2 separate regions of the Homo sapiens genome follow, and region 1 is linked to region 2. Evidence: chromatin contacts called from ENCODE Hi-C or POLR2A ChIA-PET data. All regions are on one chromosome and are shown on one strand. Each heading gives the region's core, a stretch centred on a gene start or an enhancer-like site at or near the end of the contact. The rest is flanking DNA. Distances are from core to core; before and after follow the strand shown. Region 1 overlaps THADA (THADA armadillo repeat containing). Region 2 overlaps THADA (THADA armadillo repeat containing).

Region 1 (6,263 bases), core at 1,718-4,217, 180 kb after region 2:
CTGAACATCTACCATTGGGGTGGGGGTTAAAGTATTAATAGTTCTAAATGAACTGGGTGACATGAATAGAGAGCTAGCTAGAAAATTAAAATACTCTACAGAAAAGCCACTCAGTAGATAACCTTTTTGTGACTGACTTGAATTGAATTGTGTCTCATTTGTTTTCGAGGTACCCCCACTCCCTTAGGGAACTGGGGAAGTTTATTACTATTAATAAACTGCTTTCTTATATTAACTGAATGATTCATGGTAGCCTGAAGAAATTACTTCACCTGCAAACACAAAGCAATTAATTTCACATTTAAATATGAAGTACATTTAAAGCCAACGTATTGAAGCAAAATTCCCAGAAAAGACTCAAACTGCCAGGAAGGTAATTTGTATAACCTCAACTGAGTAAGGGTAAGCCTCTGCCAATATCTTTATTTACCAAACAATAGTTTACTTACAAAGCACAAGAAGGAAGAAAATCCTTTCCCTTTCCCATAAACACAGACTTTCACTTTGTTAGGTTAAAGAACAAAGTGGCAGCTTAGAAAGGAATAGTATACTTTCTGGGAACAGAAACTTTATGTCCATTTATTTTACACATCCATGAAGTTTCTCATTTTTTCATCCAGTCCCCTCCCCGCTTCCATGCAACTCTATCAAACGCACGTGCACTTCATTTGCTCGTAATCTTGAAGTTACCTACTAGGGTCCATAAATATTAATGTGTGTACCATTTCCAAGATACCTTCTATTTTTATATACATGTGGTTGGAGACTCTCAGAAAACACAAAGATTTCCCAGGGAGCAAAAAATCCAAACTCATCCTGGCTCACAAAGCCCTACGTATCTGGACAATCTCATTAAACTTTATCTTACACCATTCTGTTCTTTAATACACCATAGATTTTGGCGTTAGTGGTTCTCATTGCTTGGAAAGCTCTTCTCCAGAAAAGGTGCTGCTTCTTGCCATTCAGGCCCTGGCTGAAATATTACTTTAGTCTAGTAGGAAAGAATCTTCCTTACCACCAAACTTTATCACATAAAAACACACACTGCTAGCAGATAGTTTATTATTTTCTACATCTCCATGTATCAAGGACACATTCCTTCCTGTTATTTCTCTATTCCCAGCACCTATAACACGGCCTGATACCCTATAGGGAGCTCAATAAATATTTGTTGAATAAATGAATGACATATAATTTACTAACTTCATTGAATATGGCAGTCTAACAAACCAGGTTGACAAAGAAAGAGGGTATAATAACTAGAAAAGAAAGTACAAACAAAAATGTTTTCCAATGAGAAGTGCCACTGTTAAGAGCCAGCAGTTGATGCAGCTGCTTAGCTTCCTGTAACACGTACAAACACATTCAGCAAATCTCCACATACCAGGGTTATAGTATTCATACAAGAATATTTCCTACTGAAATCCCCAAACAGCTTACCAAAATCAACTCTATTAACCTAACTGCTACCCCAAGAGATCATTTTTTCTCTAAGACCCAAGAACAAAACCAAGTACAGGGTTCAAAAGCAAGTATAGTTCAGGTTCATGTAAAAGTGTTATTTAACCGAGGTTTGTACACTTATGAACACAGAGTAGAAACTATGTTTCATATGAGCAATGTCTCTGAGTTTTAACAATAGTTATAAAATTTAATTCAAGATGATAACTTTTTCCTTTCTTTCTTAAGCCTCTTTAGGAGATCTCCTCTAGGCCCATAGCTTCATCTATTTCCTCTGTTTGGCTGACTTTCAAACATATACCTCCAGCTGGAGTGAACAACTGTCCCTATTTGCCTGGGACTAAAGGATTTCCCAGAATGCTGGACATTTACTGCTAAAATATTGGGGGAGTCCCAGGTCACACTATCTCCAACCTGGACCCCTCTGCTAATCTCCTGACCTGTATTTCCAACTGTCTGCTATCCCGCTAGGCAGCCTCCCAAAACTACCTTTAACTCAGCATGTTTAAAGCATTATTCTCCCTCCCATCATGCCCTCCTGCTTGCCTTGCTTTTTGCCAATGTTATTGGCATTAATTATTCTTCTCATCACCTAGGATAGACAGTTCAGTGAGCGGATCTTTGTCTTGGTCTTTAACGTCTGTCTTGTAAATTATGTGACTTACTTATCTAATCCCAAAGATTAAAATGCTAGGTTGAAAGTTCCTCTAAAAACAAGGCCCATGTTTTATCAATATTTTTATCCTAGCTATCACAATTCCTTATAGAAAGCAATAATCAATAAACTTTTGTTAAACTGCTAACCTCTGAAATGCTATGAAATTCCAGAAAAACATTTAGATTCTAGTGCTGGCTCAATCACCAACTACATGTGTAGCTATAGATAAATCACTTGATTCTCAGTGCTTTAGAATGAAAATAAAATAAAAATGCTTTGAAAATTCAATGAACATTCCCTGGGTTATATAGAGAAGATAATGACTCTAAAATACATAAGTAGTTCCTGATGAGAATGTCCCCAAAACTCCTCATCATGGTCCCATACAATCCTTAGTCCCTTATTCAAGTCCTCACATCCCTCTCTTACTTCCACAGTTATATGTTTCCTATTTAGACTCTGGTAATTATGTCTAGGTTCACAGTAACTGTGGCCTACCATATCATATTCTCAATGGTCAAAGAGAGCTCAGTCAAACACAGCATCTGGCACACAGTAGATGTTTAAGAAATCTTTTGTTGAATAATTAAGGAGCAACTAGTGCTGGTGCCAGCTGGCGCACATTAGCTGTGCCTGCAGGTAGGCATAAAATTGACAAACCAGGTATAAAAAGCAGGGAGCTGGAACCCTAAGTCTTCTCAATAGTGAGGTCACTGTGCCTATAAAAAGCAGAATAGAGTTCTGACTATTCAATGAACCTTCTGTCTGCTCCCCAGCAAGGAAAGATTTCTTTATAAGGAAGTGATTTCAAAACTCCAGGGTTGCTGGTGTTTATGATAATGAAGGAATTGAGAGGTAAAAATGAAACCATGCAAGGTTCCCAAGAACAATACAGCAAACCCTAGTTGTTTGTTTTGGTTCTTCATCACACAATCCAGGGCCTAGCAAGGATATAAAAAGAAAGGTTCTCGAGTGAAACAGTCCTTGGTTCTTTGAGCCAACTCTATGTAGTCACCAACCACAGCTATGGGGAATTCCAAAATCCTGCTTTTGTTAGTGAATGCCTTTCCACTAAATAAGCAGACAGCCTCTTGTCTGAAGGTATTTTGTTTTTATTTGGCTATCTTGTCGAATTAATACAAAATATACAGTGTCTTTAGCCTCTGAGTACATTGTAAAATTGCAACCTTCTTAAAAGGGGTTCAAGGTTCATCATAAACAACTCAGTAACACAAAATGTTATTAATCTACAAAATATGGCCAGGCGCGGTGGCTCATGCTTGTAATCCCAACACTTTGGGAAGCCAAGGCCGGAGGATCTCTTGATCTCAGGAGTTGGAGACCAGCCTGGGCAACACGGCACAAGCCCATCTCTACAAAAAATACAAAGAAATTAGCCAGGCATGGTGGTGCACACCTGTAGTCCCAGCTACTCAGGAAGCTGAGGTGAGAGGACTGCTTGAGCCCAGGAGGTTGAGGCTGCAATGAGCCAATATCACACCACTGTGCTCCAGCCTAGGCAAAAGAGTAAGACCCTATCTCAAATATTTATACGTATATATATATACACACACACACACACACACACACACACACATATATATCAACAACAACAACAACAAACGGTTTACCAGTTCTCAAGGAAGCTTACTAAAAATGTATCCAGCTTCCCTCAGTCTTTTATATCCAAAATCCTGACTTTCCCAATCAGAACCTAGAAAGCAGCACGGTATGAAGAGTAGAAATTCTTAAAGAAGGAGGGAGGGAGGGAAGAAAAAAGAAAGGGAAGGAGGGAGGGAGGGAGGGAAGAAGGAAGGGAGGAAGGGAGGGAGGAAGGGAGGAAAGGGAGGAAAGGGAGGGAAGGGAGGGAAGGGAGGGAAGGAATGAAGGGAAGGAAGGGAAGGAAGAGAAGGAAGGGAAGGATAGGAAGGGAAGGAAGGGAAGGGAGGAAAGAGAGGGAAGGGAGGGAAGGTAGGGAAGGGAGGGAAGGTAGGGAAGGGAGGGAAGGAAGGGAAGGAAAGGAGGGAGGGAGGGAAGAAGGAAGGAAAGAGGGAAGGAAAGAGGGCAGGAGGGCAGGCAGACAAGAAGGCAGGCAGGCAGGCAGATGCACAAAAAGAGGTAGGGAGGGCCGGGCGTGGTGGCTCACTCCTGTAATCCAGCACTTTGGGAGGCCGAGGCAGGTGGATCACCTGAGGTCAGGAGTTCAAGACTGGCCTGGCCAACATGGCGAAACCCAGTCTCTATAAAAATACAAAAAAATTAGCCTGGCATATTGGTTTGCTCTTGTAATCCCAGCTACTCGGGAGGCTGAGGTGGGAGATTCACTTGAACCCGGGAGACAGAGGTTGCAGTGAGCCGAGATTGCACCACTGCACTCCAGCCTGGGCGACAGAGCAAGACTCCAGCTCAAAAAAAAGGTAAGGGGTTTGTTGTTGCTGTTTTCCTATGCTAAGTGCTATGGCCTAAGCCCCTACTAAAAGTAACAGAAGTGAACAGGCCAGGCTATAGCTGCTATTCAGGCCTTTGTATTGTCTTGAGCAGATCACTGAAGCAAATTATTGTTCCATAAACAGATTACTCCAACTCCTATCCACAGAGCTATCTCACTCCCACTGGATAAGTATTCTAAGATAAGAATAAAACCCGCAGACTAAAATCAAATTACATAAGCTGTATACCCAACTAACTGGTCATTAGACAATTATTTTGTACCAATAAATCCGATTCCCTGACTACAAAGTGGCTTTTAAATGGCTTCATCCATCCAACTACATGTAGTAGCACAGAGCTATTTTTAACTTATATTACTATTGCTAACTGAGAAATGTCACCTTCATTTCCTCAAACTCTTTCAGTATGATTTATTTTTTCTAACTTAGAGATTTTCCCAATCTCTAATTATTTCATAAGCTAAATTCCCATTCAACTCCATTCAATCTTTGGTCAAGTATTATATTTATTATTTCAAAGTTCATGTTTATTATTTCAATGAAACTAAACACTAATAGATGTGTGCAGGAAGGTTGTTTGCATGTATATTTTAAATAGGAACACAACCCTGAAGCACCAGGAAACTTTAAGCCTGAAAAATGATTTGCCCAAATGAAATCCTGTTAGAAAGCTACATATCAAGAGAAGCCATCTTAACCTCCCTCACCACTATCATACATTATTGAGGCTTACTGCAGGCTAAAACATTAGGGGGCTATTTTGAAGACTTAGCTGCAGGCACAGGCAATAATACAATGACCAAATCTAAATTGAATTACCAATCAGAGGGCCATGGGGAGAAGGACAAGATACAGTGGATTAAAAGAAGTCATTGGAAGATGTACCAGATAGCTGGTTCTCTCAATTATTTAATATAATCATTCCCTAAGATCAAGGAGAAAAATTAATATTAAAAAAATTCTAAAACTTTACTTAAAAAGCTGGCATAGAGGTTACTCACTGAGAACAAAGTCCCTCTGCTATTGTCTAAATGACAAAGTGTTATTATGAAAACTTTTTAAATGAGTGTTCAAATATCGAGGAAAAACAGTAATATCTGACTCAACTATTACAGTAGGCTTAAAAATGAAAATAAAAATGCAGGAATCATTAACAAACACTTAGAATGTATACATCAAGACATTCTAGTTTTCTCCAAATTCTTTTAATCCACAATAGAAAAGGGAAATTAAAAGGATTTTTCTCTCTATAAAGAATATGGCTCCCCAGGCAAGATCGCGCCACTGCAGTCCAGCCTGGGCAACACAGCGAGACTCCATCTCAACAAAACAAAACAAAAAAAAGAATATGGCTCCCCAAGGTGGCTCATCTCTTAGTTATTCTTTATTTAATTATTCATATTTCAAATAAAATTAATAGGACACTCAGTGAGAAATAGTGTCTTATTTAGACACATTTCCCAAATGAAATGTAAATAAAAGTTTAGGCTGGGCGCGGTGGCTCATGTCCGTAATCCCAGCACTTTGGAAGGCTGAGGTGGGATACTGCTTGAGCCCAGGAGTTCGAGACCAGCCTAAGCAACATGGCGAAACCCCATCTCTACAAAAAATACAAAAATTAGCTGGGCATGGTGGCAGACACCCGTAAGTCCTAGCTACTTGGGAGGCTGAGACAGATTCTGATCACTTAAGCC
Region 2 (7,059 bases), core at 2,222-4,721:
AAAGATACAGAAAATCCTTAGTAGACTCAAAGGAACATTTATTTTTCTTTCATGTGTAAATTACCAGGGACATAAAAAAGCCTCTTCAGTAGTTGAATTTGGAATACTCTGCACTGTAATATCTTCATGGGAAAGGCAGGTGAGAAAGTAAAGACAGGGGTCTGTTCTGAGAAGGGACCGCTAGGACGAGAGGGGGTGTGTCTGAGCATGGAGTTAACTAGTATAGACAGACAACTCCCAGAACAAGAGGACCTCAGGGACAGGGCAGGCATGTGACACCGAGGCTTCATCACTTATACCCAGTTCTATAATTTGCTATTTAGGAACCTCAAAGTTATCCTGTCAATGATGTGGATAATATAGAAAAACTGATACATAGCTTTGGAATGCATTGTGCTGTCTGGCAGTATGTTTTCCTTCCAAACTCTATTTCAGGCTCTGAACACATTCTGATTAACACTTGTAAAAGTGTGCTGGGGAGCAAAAGGAAGCCTGGTGTTAGGAACCATTTACAGACCACCCACAAAGCGGAAAGTTCACACTTGGATAATAGAGAGTTGACTGTACTGGAAACAGAAAAGTGGCTGTCCTACATTCTGGGCAAGGAAGGTGGAAACCCAGTAAATTGCAGTGATTCATTCCTTTGTCTTCTAGAGCTGGAAAATCATGGAGAAAAATCAGAAGTGGGGTGGGGAGCAGAGGGAATGAGAATGGAAAGCCCAATTAGAAAACAGCAATAGGGACCACAGGACAGGTTTTAAAAGGCCAGGAGGACTTCCCTTCCTCTTAGCTGCAGAGGAAGCTGATGGCAGCTTTGTCAGCCATCTTCAGGCACTGCACAACATGAAGGTCCACTCAATGGCTGGCCTGCCGCTCCATCTCCTCCATCTCATCCAACAAGAGGTAATGGACTCAGGAAGCCAGTGGATAATGACTTTCTACGAGATGCATGAAGGAGTAGCAAGCTAAGGGGGCAGAAACTCCTTCCTTACAGCACTTTAAGAACTAGAGTGTTAGGATACTTGGGACAGTCCTGGCTAGAAGCAGGTTTCAGAGGATAATTTCTGGACAGCTCTGACTTCTTGATCCCCAGAAATAACAGGTAGGAAGAAGTGGCCTATTACCTGGCAAACAGCTGAGGGTACTGATGTGATATGTATCTTTGGGATGCTAAGAGCCACACAGAAGGCAAATGGTACTAGGCGTGGGTAAACACTTCATGGGTAAGCAACTCCTACTCTCTAAATAAAATGGAGAAAACAAGTTGGGTGCAGTGGCTCACATGCCTGTAATCCCAGCACTTTGGGAGGCCGACGCAGGTGGATCACCTGAGCTCAGGAGTTCGAGACCAGCCTGGGCAATCTGTTGAAACTCCTTCTCCACCAAAAAACCCCACAAAAATTAGCCAGGCATAGTGGCGTGTGCCTGTAGTCCCAGCTGCTCAGGGGACTGAGGCGGAGGGATCACTTCAGCCCCAGGAGGTCAAGGCTACAGTGAGCCGTGGTAGCGCCACTGCACTCTAACCTGGGTGACAGAGCATGACCCTGTCTAAAAAAAGGGAGAATAGACTAACAGACTAAAAATGAGAGGCTCCCAATAACTTTACCGGCATTTCAGACACAAGATAATTTCTCCATCAATATCCCTATCCAAAGCTATTAATGTTGAGACAATAATTGAGATACACACATCCACACATTGGGAAATCCACCGCTGGCTCCTTCACCAAAAGGTTTCTTACAGGAGCTTTCACTGTGTGGCCTGGGCATATTTCCTGAGCCCCATTCTCTGCCACTTGTGCCTTACACTTTAGGTTCCAGAGGGCTAACTTCCTTATGGTTCTGCAAACCTACAGTGCCGTTTCATATTGCTGTGTCTCTGCCTATGCCGTTACCTAAGCCTGGAATTCCCCTACCTGTGTTGGCCACTTGGCAAAATTCTGGCTCACTCTTGATGGCCAGTTTGATGTCAGCCCTCTCTCACCCCTCTTCTGGCGTAATGCTGTACCTACTACAGACATTTGTTATAATACTTAATATACCAGATGAAAATTATTTATACACGTCTTTCTCACTTCCTGGAAGTCCCTGGAGCCAGGACTAGCTCTTTTATATTTTTGTATCCCTATATCTCCTAACACAAAGGCTAGCAGGTAGCCTGTGCTCAACAATGCTTTGTTGAATTAAACTGATTTGAGAGCCTCACACAGCCCATTACTTGACTTGCCACAGAAGGTAAGAGCCCAACAAAAGTGACCAAAAGCACACTTTTTGAAAAATAAAAAAGAGAGGCTTCTACTTTAGACAGCCAATATACTTTTTTCTTTTTTTTTCAACTTGTTTGTTTCTCAAACTCTAAGCATCAGAAATTTATTTATTTTTGAAACAAGGTCTCACTCTGTCACCCAGTCTGGAGTGCAGTGGTGCAATCACAGCTCACTAGAGCCTTAAACTCCTGGGCCCAAACCATCCTCCTGCCTTAGCCTCCCAAGTAGTTGGGACTACAGGCATGCACCACCATACCTGGCTAATTTTTGTTGTTGTCGTTGTTTTGTAGAGATGGGGTCTCGTTATGTTGTCCAGGCTGTTCTTGAACTCCTGGGCTCAAGCAATCCTTCTGCCCTAGCCTCCCAAAGTGCTGGGATTACAGACATGAACCACCACACCCGGCCAATAAACTGACTCTTAATTAAATGCGTGTACTATGGCAGGAAAGGTAGTAACACTAACACATGCGCCTCTTCTGGAGCTACTCTGGTGGAACTTACAGAGGACCTACGGAGGGCCTTTGCAGTTAACACTATCCTACCACCACCAGAGTCCTGCAACACAGATTTTGAACATGGCATTACAGAGAGGACTCCCTGTATATTACATGAGAAATTCCTTTTACTCCTTCATCTTTCACACAGTAAATGTTCTAAGTTCCAGGATAAACTAACAATGGCAAGGATGAAAAATATGTTTCTATTCTTTTTTGCCTTGCTTATTCAAGCTACCTTACTACCCACCTAAGAAAGGCAACTTCCATCCCCTCTTGCTATTCACACCCTATCTGTCCCTCAGTGCCTGCTCAAGCCTACAGCAATCTCTAATCTCTGAGTTGCCACGGCACCTAAGAGTCTGTACCACATGATTTAGTCAATTACTGCCTTTCATTGTTATAATATCTAACACAGGACTGGGCACGCAGCAGGTTTCAACAAAAACAAGCTGATTGGTGGGCAGACAAAAAGCCATATTACATGCCCCTCAGTCACTTAGCAGTTTTAGAAAAATTGTCAAGAAAATATTTTTCTTTCTTTACCACAACCCAAAGTTCTAAAAGGATAAATACTCCAATAAGTTTAGAAAACTCATGCCAATGACTTTTAAAACTCCCCACAACTAGAAACAGCAATTCTCAAATGTATTCCTAACCCCTGATAACTCCTTGCTCATGTGGGATTTTAACATACCTCTTGGCCAGCCAGAGTTTGGCTTTGGTACAAACAGTGATGTCAGTCAGCTCGTGCTGGAAGTCTGAATTCGTTCCGTGTTTGGAGTCTGAGTAGGCTTGCAACAAATGAAAAACCTAAACCAAAAAAGAAAAAAAAATCCTGCTGTGAAAATATATTTTTCCTAAATGCTCAGTTCCTCCCTTTTAAGTTTCCTTAAAATGTTCCCCTCAAAGAAAACAGACACCTGCAGAATGTAGCTCTGGTCTCTTTGCAGAAAGGCATGTTGGTTTTGGAGGATGTAGCAGTGCCGAGAAACCCAAGTCCTTAATCCATACTTTGCTATGGGTTTCTCACACAATCCCCAAAACTGATGACTGTGGCCCAACAATCATCTGCCACAAGAGTTTATTAGTTACAAACAACCTATACACTGATTTCAGCAAAGAAATGCAAACATCTTTATGTTAGCTGTCGCACATGAAAATAAAATGTGCCTTTTAAAGTCAAAGTCTTAAATTTAAAGAAAAATACATTGTTTGAGAGTCTAAACTGGTTTACATGTCTGAGTTCATTAGAACAGTCGTGGCTAAAGAAGTAGGTCAAACTAATTCTTGCCTTAGCAAATACTGGGCAGTGATGTTTGTAACTATTTAGGGTTTTTTTTGTTTTTTTTTTTTAGCAGATCTTCCCTTCGATGTCAGGAGTGAATGCAGCAATGCAGACGTGCCCCACTTATACAAGGATACTCGTGTATATGCATGTATGCACGTATGTATGTACTGGATTCAGCAATGACATCCGCAAAGCCTCTGTGAGGAGTACAAATCTATAGCAGACAAAGAATAAGGACAAGGGCATAAATGAGATCTTTTGACCTTGGCTAGTGCCAAGGAGAGAAATGCAAGTCAAGAGAAATCCTTCAGTCTCCAGCCTCCTTATCTAAATCAAGAGGAAGAGGTGGGTGTGGCAAAGTAAGCATAGATAAACACACTAAGAACTCTGAAAGTCTATTTTAATAACATCTGTTTTCTTTCCCTATTATATCCTTCTCTAGAGCTGTGAATGATTCTTTCTGTGTAACCAGATTCAACGTTTTCCTCTCTTTCTCTCCTATCAACAATGGGCTGACAATAGTGAAATAATTGAGAGTTAGATACGGAAGGGGGTAATGAGAAACAGAAAAGGCCAGATAAAATCAATCCAGAGTCATCAGACCCTAAATGGGTAGACTGGCAGGTTTTACTGGGTCAGACGTCTGCAATCACCAACAACAAATACATGCCAAGCACCTTCTGTTTAGAGAATCAAAATAAATTTCTTCTAAACAGAAGTAACTGTACAGGAGAGTGCACACAAGTCCCAATGTGGAGACTGAAAATGCTTTGTCTAATAATGGATCTGTTATTTCAGAAGCAACAGATCAAATGTCATGCCTTCACCACACCCCCGCAGGGACCCAAACCACCCGACGTGGAGTCTGGAGCAATGGGTCTGGCTGGAGCTTCTGTTCTTATGTGGTGACTGCCAGAGGGAAAAAATACCTTCCTCAGCCTGAATCCCCACTGTCCTGAAAGAGCTGGCAAAGTCACTGGGCTTTGCTTTACTTTTCTCTACAGCTGCACAAAACCAACCACCAGGGCTTTTCATGGTGTCACAGGATCGCAATTAATCAGCAGACACCAGCAAAATGCATGACTTCGGAATTTACTTGTAAAGAAACCTGTGAGATTTTCAAATGCTTCTCATTTAGAAGCAATCACTTCAAAAATAACTCCTGATGGATGTTTAAACTTAGTCCTATATTTGCTCACCTTACTTGGCAAAAACAAGACTGTTTTTGAAACGCTTGGTAGCTCTGGTTTATGAAAATCAGCCTACAATTCTGTCACATTGGGTACAAACCAGACAATTGTGACCCTGGTTATTCACCAGGAATGGAGAGCGATCTATTTACACGAGACAAATGGAGAGCCAGGTACGCTGAAAAGAACTGTGGCGGAAATAAGCATGTCAAAGGGCCAGGGTCAGAGAAGTCATGGAAAAAAATGGGGCAGGGAAGGAGAGGGAGAAGAGAAGACAGGGGAAAGAGAAAGGAAAGAAAGTTTTATAAGCAATTGTATGAAACAGGTTAGTGTTTTTGAGATATTTTTCTTTAAGAAAATAAAAATATTTGAATACACAACTAACCTCATAGACATTTAGTGTGTTGGGTTCAAGAAAAATGAGACCATCCTTTGGCATGAGGTCCAGGTATAAGGCCAGGCCCTTTGAAACTAAGATTTGATCAAGGTCAGACTCAGGAGCTCCGGCAGCTCCCAAGAAGGGCAATTTGTCCACCAGCTCTTAAAGGATGGCAAGTAGCAAGGCAACTCTTTCTTCCTCACTTTCCTAAAGTTCTGGTCCCAAAGAATTCTGAGGCTAAGAAAGCAGTCAGACCCAGGCCTGTACTGAACCAAGCACAGAGAAACCAAAGCTGCCAGAACCAAGGAGGATGATTAACTGCCAACACACATGAGAACTCAGAAGTTCAGTGTCATTTTATGTGTCCTAAATTGGCAAACATTGTCAACAAATATTTATTAAACAACTCTTATTACCAGGCACTGTCCAAGGGGCTGCAGCAGAGACCAGATAGTTCCTTGCTTTCCTGTAGCTTACATTCTAGTCATGGAGACATGAAAAATCAATAGCTTTCCTGACTCTGCCTGGTCATGATTTACAACCTGCATGGCAGCATCGTCATCACTTTTGTTTGTATGCTTGACCTCCCCCTCCAACAAGTCTGATGCACTGTAGGAATTCAACAAGCATTTGCCAAATAAAAACGATGTTGGTGTTTGGTGCTTCTTCCTATATTCACTCCTTTAGGACACATTCCCTTGGGTTTTGTGAGCTATCGTAGTGCCGACTTCTGTGTCTGGAGTGGAACGGAGAGCTGAATCACGCCGTACTCCTCATCCCAGTGGATGCCTCATCTGATGGTGGAGGCAGGAAGGCTAGATTAGTGCTAAGAATCCAGCCTCATGGGAAAGTGGAAGAGCATGGATTTTGAAGCCGGGCAGAGATAGGTGTAAACCAGTTATCAGTTTTGCGGCTTTGGGCAACTTAACCTCTGTTTCTCCATGGTAAATGGCGTATAATAATATCTAACTTGTAGGACTGTAGAGAGATTTAAAAGAATATATATACTACTAGGCACGCACTAGGGAAGTGATAACAATGTTGATTCTTTTCCATGTTCTGTCTGCTCCCTCTCTTCCAGCCCCATTCCAAAAATAAACAGTCAGAGAAGACTTTGCAGAAAGAGTGATATGCATACGTGGCCTTAAAAACAGTCTTGCCAGAATCGAGGGAAGGGTATGCAAGCAGTGAAAACAATTAAAACACATTTTAAGGGTATTAAAATATTGGTAATGCCAACAAAAAGAGTGAATCTTAAACTATGGACTTTAGTTAATAATAATGTGTAAATACTGCTTCATTAATTGTAACAAATGCACCACATAAATACAAGATATTCATAGTAGGAGAAAATTGGGGGAAAGAGGTGGGGAGGAGAAAAATATTTGGGAACTTTCTGTATTACCAGTTCAATTTTTCCCTAAATCTAATGGTTCTAA

The links. Hi-C counts contacts between places; a loop is a spot of excess contacts on that map. ChIA-PET counts read pairs that join two places held with the same protein, here RNA polymerase II (POLR2A). Pooled maps may share reads with other maps.
Region 1: a map of sigmoid colon shows a loop between it and region 2 (2.0-fold over the local background). The contact joins two enhancer-like sites. A Hi-C loop is called at or near these places in 1 of 168 maps with a recorded cell type or tissue (sigmoid colon) and 1 of 50 pooled maps. POLR2A ChIA-PET finds 5 or more read pairs at or near these places in 2 of 52 experiments (HEK293 and OCI-LY7).

The regions. Positions count from the first base shown.
Region 1 is chr2:43,517,029-43,523,291 of GRCh38, forward strand. The region is part of intron 22 of THADA (THADA armadillo repeat containing); the gene reads right to left. Among named protein-coding and RNA genes, the nearest start is that of THADA, 76 kb to the right of the region's middle. Within about 2 kb of position 2,968, at least 10 of the 41 ENCODE cell types and tissues checked have a DNase peak (open chromatin) inside an H3K27ac peak, as active enhancers do.
Region 2 is chr2:43,340,665-43,347,723 of GRCh38, forward strand. It overlaps THADA (THADA armadillo repeat containing), which reads right to left. Exons shown (of 38, transcript NM_022065.5): 30 at 3,458-3,573. Among named protein-coding and RNA genes, the nearest start is that of LINC01126, 120 kb to the left of the region's middle. Within about 2 kb of position 3,472, at least 18 of the 41 ENCODE cell types and tissues checked have a DNase peak (open chromatin) inside an H3K27ac peak, as active enhancers do.